Regions from separate parts of the Mus musculus genome. Here region 2 is linked to region 1. The links are chromatin contacts, found by POLR2A ChIA-PET in ENCODE. All regions are on one chromosome and are shown on one strand. The core of a region is the stretch at or near the end of the contact, and the rest is flanking DNA. Distances in the headings are between cores, read along the strand shown.

The links. ChIA-PET counts read pairs that join two places held with the same protein, here RNA polymerase II (POLR2A).
Region 2: POLR2A ChIA-PET joins it to region 1 with 11 read pairs in Patski. The contact joins the enhancer-like site here to the promoter of Flna in region 1. POLR2A ChIA-PET finds 5 or more read pairs at or near these places in 2 of 5 experiments (Patski and embryonic stem cell).

What each region holds. Positions count from the first base shown.
Region 1 is chrX:74,244,877-74,248,106 of GRCm38, reverse strand. It overlaps Flna (filamin, alpha), which reads left to right and starts at 1,573. Exons shown (of 46, transcript NM_010227.3): 1 at 1,573-2,043. The coding sequence starts at 1,671.
Region 2 is chrX:73,997,968-74,000,978 of GRCm38, reverse strand. No RefSeq gene overlaps it. Among named protein-coding and RNA genes, the nearest start is that of Mir5132, 24 kb to the left of the region's middle. Within about 2 kb of position 1,563, at least 1 of the 3 ENCODE cell types and tissues checked has a DNase peak (open chromatin) inside an H3K27ac peak, as active enhancers do.

The DNA.
Region 1 (3,230 bases), core at 324-2,823:
ATCTATCTATCTATCTATCTATCTAATTAATTTTATGTGCATAATTTTGCCTGCATTCATGTCTGTGTGAAGGTGTCATATTCCCTGGAGCTAGAGTTACAGACAGTTGTAAGCTTTCATATGGGTGCTGGGAATTGAATCTGGGTCCTCTGAAAGAGCAGCCACTGCTCTTAACCACAGAGCCATCTCTCCAGCCCCGGCGGCCACTGGTCTTAGAATTGAGAAGTAGGGACAGAAGCCTGTCTTTCTGGAAAAACAATTTAACATTCTGGAGAGGCTTGAAGTACAGAGTAAGTAGATGGAAAAGTCTACCACGGGAAAGACATAGGTAAGATGAATCCCCTTAACTAAAGAGGATGGTTGGGAGTATCCCCTACAGTTTTCTTTTTCTGTATCTTCGCTCCTTTCTGTCCCAGCACAGCATCCTCATCACTATCTCCAGAGAATATCTATCATTAAATTAACTTTTAGTGAGTAGCTTCACACTACTTAGGGAACACACTCAGGCTCCTTAGCAAGCCTTGATGTCTGGTGACTCTCCTTTCTTCAGTAATCTGGGACCCTCTCCCTGAGCCCCTCCACATCTCTAGGGTCACAGCAAGGCTTGGGACTGTTCAGCCAGAGAAGACCTCTCCCCCCAGAATTCCTCAGGGCCCAAGGTAGAACAGTGAGTATGGCAGGTACAAGGTGTACAGATCTACATGCATCACAGGGCAGGCAGGCAGGCAGGCAGGCAGGCGCCCTCTGATTGTGTGCATTGGCATACCCTGGACCTTTGGAAAGCTGCTTGATCCTGTAGTGCTGGTGGCCACTTGGCCCAGTGCTGGCCCCATTTCCTCGCGGATGGAACTAGGCAGTAGAGAAGACGACGGTGGGAATGGGCCTGTGCAGGTGTGCAGGCCAGGGTCATGGAGACTGGGAAGACCAAAGGAGATGGGTAGGGAGTGCCAGGGCTCTGTGGGTGTCTATGTTAGGTGATGAGAGCCCTGTCTGACAGCATACAAAGAGCTCTCAGCAGCGTTAGGCGCTCTGGAAGGGTTCGCTCACAGGATTGCTTTACTCTGCTGTGGATCACACTGTGGCTGAGAACCCTAAGCTCGGGAAGAATAGAGAATGTAGAAGAGGGTACAGGGTCAGGGCGGAGCCCAAGTGATACCGGGACATTATTCGCTCCGCCTTCTGCAGGGACCTTGGGGAAAGAAAGTCCCTTGTAAGGGTGTGCCTGCTGGAGCTGAGCAATTCTGTGACAGAATTGCTCAAGCGTTCCTAGATCTGGGGTCCGTTTCCTGTAGTACTGTAGCGGATGTTGCCAGACCTTTTTGTGCTCTTTGGGGCTCAAAGACCCTTTCTGAAGCAGCGGGGCTGAGTTGCTTTTGGCGGAGTGCAGAGGCAGCTTCGGGGGATGGGGGCGGGGGGCGTTGTGGGGCATTCCAACGGGAGGGGCGAGGTGGGGCGGGCGCGGCCCAGAAGCCCCACCCAGAGGCTCCGCCCCCAAGGAAACTTTGCCTCTGGCTCCGCCTTTCGCATACATTTAAAGGGCTCGCTCTTTCCGCAGTGCAACCTCTGTTCTGTGCCTCGTCGTTCATGCTCGGAGGTGCCTACTGCTTTAATTAAAGGGCCGTCCCATCGGCGAAGCTGCAGCACCGCCCCTCCGTTCCTCGCGCCTCAAAATGAGTAGCTCTCACTCCCGCTGTGGCCAGAGTGCGGCGGTTGCGTCTCCGGGAGGCAGTATCGATTCACGGGACGCGGAGATGCCGGCTACCGAAAAAGACCTAGCAGAAGATGCACCGTGGAAGAAAATTCAGCAGAACACATTCACCCGCTGGTGCAATGAGCACCTTAAGTGCGTAAGCAAGCGCATCGCCAATCTGCAGACGGACCTGAGCGATGGGTTGCGGCTCATCGCGCTGCTCGAGGTACTCAGCCAGAAGAAAATGCACCGCAAGCACAACCAAAGACCCACTTTCCGCCAGATGCAGCTCGAAAATGTGTCGGTGGCGCTTGAATTCCTGGACCGTGAGAGCATCAAGCTCGTGTCCATAGGTGAGGGCACGGGCTACACTGGGGCGCTGAGTGGGTGCGGGCGTGGTCGCAACAAATTCTTCCTTTCTTCTCCTCTAGAGTCTCTCCTAGTTGTCTTCCCTAGCTGCTGCACACAACCAAGGCTACCACTAGGCCCCTTAGCCGCCTTGTTCTTTGAGGTCCTCGAGAACAAAAGGCTGGCCTGGCGAGCATGCGAACCGCTACGCGCCCCCGCCCGCAGCGCCTTGCTGGCCTGCTCCCAGGCTGAGCTCACATCCTCTGTAGGCCGCGCCCCCAACGCTGCACCCGAGGTGGGACAGGCACAGACTAGGCTTCTGCCTCTGAGAGCCGCACCCCATCCCTGGGATACCCATGCTTTCCACCTACAACAATTTTAAAAGTACCCTTCTAGCATTTGGCTGCCTCTGCAGTTCTAAAGTGAAGGTTGTAGCTTGTTCTCCTATTTATGTAGGACTCCCTCAACTTCTTGCCCTGGAACATGCTTCCCCATTGGAGATAGTTCAAATCCCCAGTTTCTTTCTTTCTTTCTTTCTTTTTTTGCTGAACTTGGAGGGGGGCAAAGAGATATACTGCTGGCAAAACTGTACTCCAGGTGTAATGAGTGTGGTTGACTAAAGGCACGAGCACTTGGTTGTTAGCTTTGCTGTCTATCATGGATCAAATTCTTGTTTCATTGTAAACCTTGGTTTTGTACATCTAGAATGCAGAGATTGGTTGAAAGGTGCTCCAATGTGCACAGGGTTTACTGCTAGTCCAGTTCCCAAGTCTTTGAACTGGAGAGGTTGGCATTGGTATTGTCTCTTGCAGGATCCCATGCTTTTCTCAAAGTAGGGGCTGCTCATGGACAGGCACCAGAATTGTTATCTTGGGAATGTGGAACAGGGAGAGTAGAAGAGTGGACCTTTACTCCATAATACAAAGGGTTTTCTATTATCCTTACAACTTTGGAATGGTACATGCTAGTTAAAACAGCGAGGGACCAAGGCCCTTCAGAGAGCAGATTTTAAGTGCTGAGTTTTTTTTTTTTTTTAAATGCTCATAGAGGTGTGCCAGTGGATGTATGAAAACTCACCCCTAGTCCCAGCCTCAGTCTAGCCAGCTGAGTCATTTCTAAGTCTTGGAAGGGGGCAACCGGATGTGGGGAGGCAGGCCACACCCCAGCTCTTTAGGGGGGGTCTCCTCCCTCC
Region 2 (3,011 bases), core at 314-2,813, 250 kb after region 1:
CTAGACCCAGTAAAATACCCTTTAAAAAAGAAAGCAAACATGTGGTGGTGTATGCTCATAATCCTGGCACTCCAGAGGCTGAGGCAGAAAGATCAGGAGTTCAAGGTCAGCCTCCACTGTAGCTGGCCTTTGGTACTTTGTGGGTTCTTCTTTTTCCCACCCTTTATCTCCCCCTATTTCACCCCCTACCACTAGGTAGGAGAGAAAGAAGAATAGAGGAGCGGGGAGAGATCTCTGAATCTATTTTCTTTCCTTTTGTTTCAACCAACCCCCACCAACCCCCACCAAATGACCACCAACCACCAACTCTGCCTATGGGCCTCTAGCATTTATATACCCTCTGAAAAATTCCCAGAATTCCAAATGTCACACAATCACAGAAACTATCTGCAGCTGGCAAAACCATGCCCCTGCTAGAGCATGAGGCATATCATAGCCACTGCAGACAGTCCAAAGTAGCCCCATATTCCACACCTGGGATTAAAACAAACACACATTCTATTTCTGTGGTTTTTTAAAGAAACCAAAATTCCAGAATTCTCACTACAAAGGATCACTTGCCAAAACTAATCTTTGACCTTCCCATCTCAGATGTTAAACTCCCTTTGGTTTACCCTCCTTCTAGTCAGGTCTGGCCCCAGTCAAAGCAGAACAACATCGGATCAAACCCAATGTTTGGCCCTTAGTTTTTCAGTTGAATTGTTTATTCCTAGGGTTTAGGTTTGGTTGTTTGTTTGAGACAAGGTTGGCCAAAGCTGGCCTCAAATATTGATCCTCCTGCCTGCCTCTGCTTCCTAAATGTAGGCATCACCTCACCTGGCTTTCTGAGTTTAAATATGACTGATAACTCAGCAACAGGACCAGTAATGTTTTAGTAATGTTTCCTTTAGTAGTTTTTCTTTTTTTTTCTTTTTTTTTTTTTTAGGTTTTTCAAGACAGGGTTTCTCTGTTTAGCCCTGGCTGTCCTGGAACTCACTTTGTAGGCCAGGCTGGCCTCGAACTCAGAAATCCACCTGCCTCTGCCTCCCGAGTGCTGGGATTAAAGGCGTGCGCCACCACACCCGGCCCATTTATTATTATTATTATTATTTATTATTATTCCTTCTCTTTTCTAAAAATCTACGAGAGCCATGCTGTGGTCTATAGAACGCCAGTTGCTAAAACTGTCTTGAGCAAACCTTTGTAAAAGAAAGCTTGTTTTACACTGTCAGCAGGAGGGTCTAGAATGAAGCTGTAGTCAGTAGAGATTGCATATTAAGTAGAGATAAAGACAATCTGGACGTGAAAGGGACTGTTAATCTATGGGGGCAGGGTTAGGGGAAGCTACTCTGCTCACTTAGAAACCAGAAGAGAAGGATTGCATCTTTCTACCGCCTTTATTCATTTTAAAAAATCATATCGTCAAGACTGCAGCTGTCACACTGGAAATATGCCCTCACTGTTGTTTTTCTCAGAGAGAATTAAAGTCAGGCAAAAGCAGCGACTGGAAGTCTCTCTCTTGGGTTCGGTTTTCTGCTGAGTCACTGCTTTAATGGCTGCTGGAGATAAATGACTCCCCCTCTCCCCAGCTTGTTTCTAAGGCAACCATTGAGCAAGACAGCAAGACAGCAGCAGTGAAGCCAGCTTGGGTCAGAAGCAGCTCCCATGTTGCTACCATGTTGCCTGCTTTCTTTTATTGTCTAGAACAAGTATATGTTTAGAAAAGAGAATGCTGACTCTTAATAGATGTAGCCATAGTGGCCTCTAAAGCATTAGACATTAGCAAAAGGATCACCTTTGCAAATCTAGAAAGTGAAAAAACCCATTGTTGTTACTTATTTACATGTTGTCAGGGGGTTGGGCATTCCCTCTCCCTGCCCCCTCCCCCTTCCCCTTTCTCCCTCCCTACTTCTCTCTTCTTCCCTCCCTTTCCTTCTTCCACTCCTTCTCTTTTAATCAGCTTACAATTAGGTGTAAGTGGGCATAGTAACATTCCTTTAATCCCAACTCTCTGGGGGCAGAGGCAGATGGATCCCTGTGAGTTTGAGGCCAAACTGGTGGTTTACAGAGGGAATTCCAGGACAGCTCGGGCTATACAGAGAAATCCTGCCTCGAAAATAAAAAAAATCAGCAGGTTTCCTTGTGGAATTTGCCTTTTTGATTGTTGTCTTGAGATAACGTTTTCTTGTTACTCAGGCTGGCCTCTAGCTTCCTATGAAGCTGAGGGTGGCTTTGAAGTTCTGATTCTCCTGCATCCTTGAGAGTGCTTTGTGCTACCACACCTGGTTTGTGCAGACTGAGGTTCGAACCCAGGGCCTTGTGCAGCACTTTCTGAATTGAGCTACATTCCCAGGTGAGGTGGAAACTTAATGGTTCCTTGGAAAGTCAGTTATGTTAGGTGGTGTTTTGCTGGGGCAAACACATGAAGGAATGTTTCCTTAAAGTGGACACAGGTGAAAGGCTAAGGCAGACTCATGAAGGAACTTTTAGCTGAAGCAGACAGGAGGAAGTATGTTCTGCTAACGCAAGCACGTGATGAAGGATTCTTTGCTAATGACACACATGTATTGGTCCACCTTTCATTATGTAGTTGAGCTGCATTTGTTGGGACTCCATAGAGAGAAATGCACCAAAAACCTTCTGGTGATGTTGCTACAGTTTCTTGCAGCTTCCAAGGACTCAGGATGATTGGCAGAATGAGAGAGTCACAACCTAGAACTTCTCTTGGTGTCCTTCTTAGTCCCTCCTTCCTACTGACTTGTGCCTAGGCAGAGGCCTGGCTGTCTCTGTTGGTAGTGCCACTGCTGCTGATTCCTGTCTGCTGTCCTGACTCTATGGACCTGGACTGCTGGTGTACCCATGAAGTGTTTGTGAGTAGACGGAGCTGCCACTGCTGACCTCTAAACGAAACTGCCGATTTCCAGACAACACAAATGGGAGTTGCTCCAAAGAACCTTTCTAAACAGGTCCACTTGCCCCATATCCTTTCTTTGCCACTACCTCTGGTAGATGGTGGGCTAAAAGATGTTAAA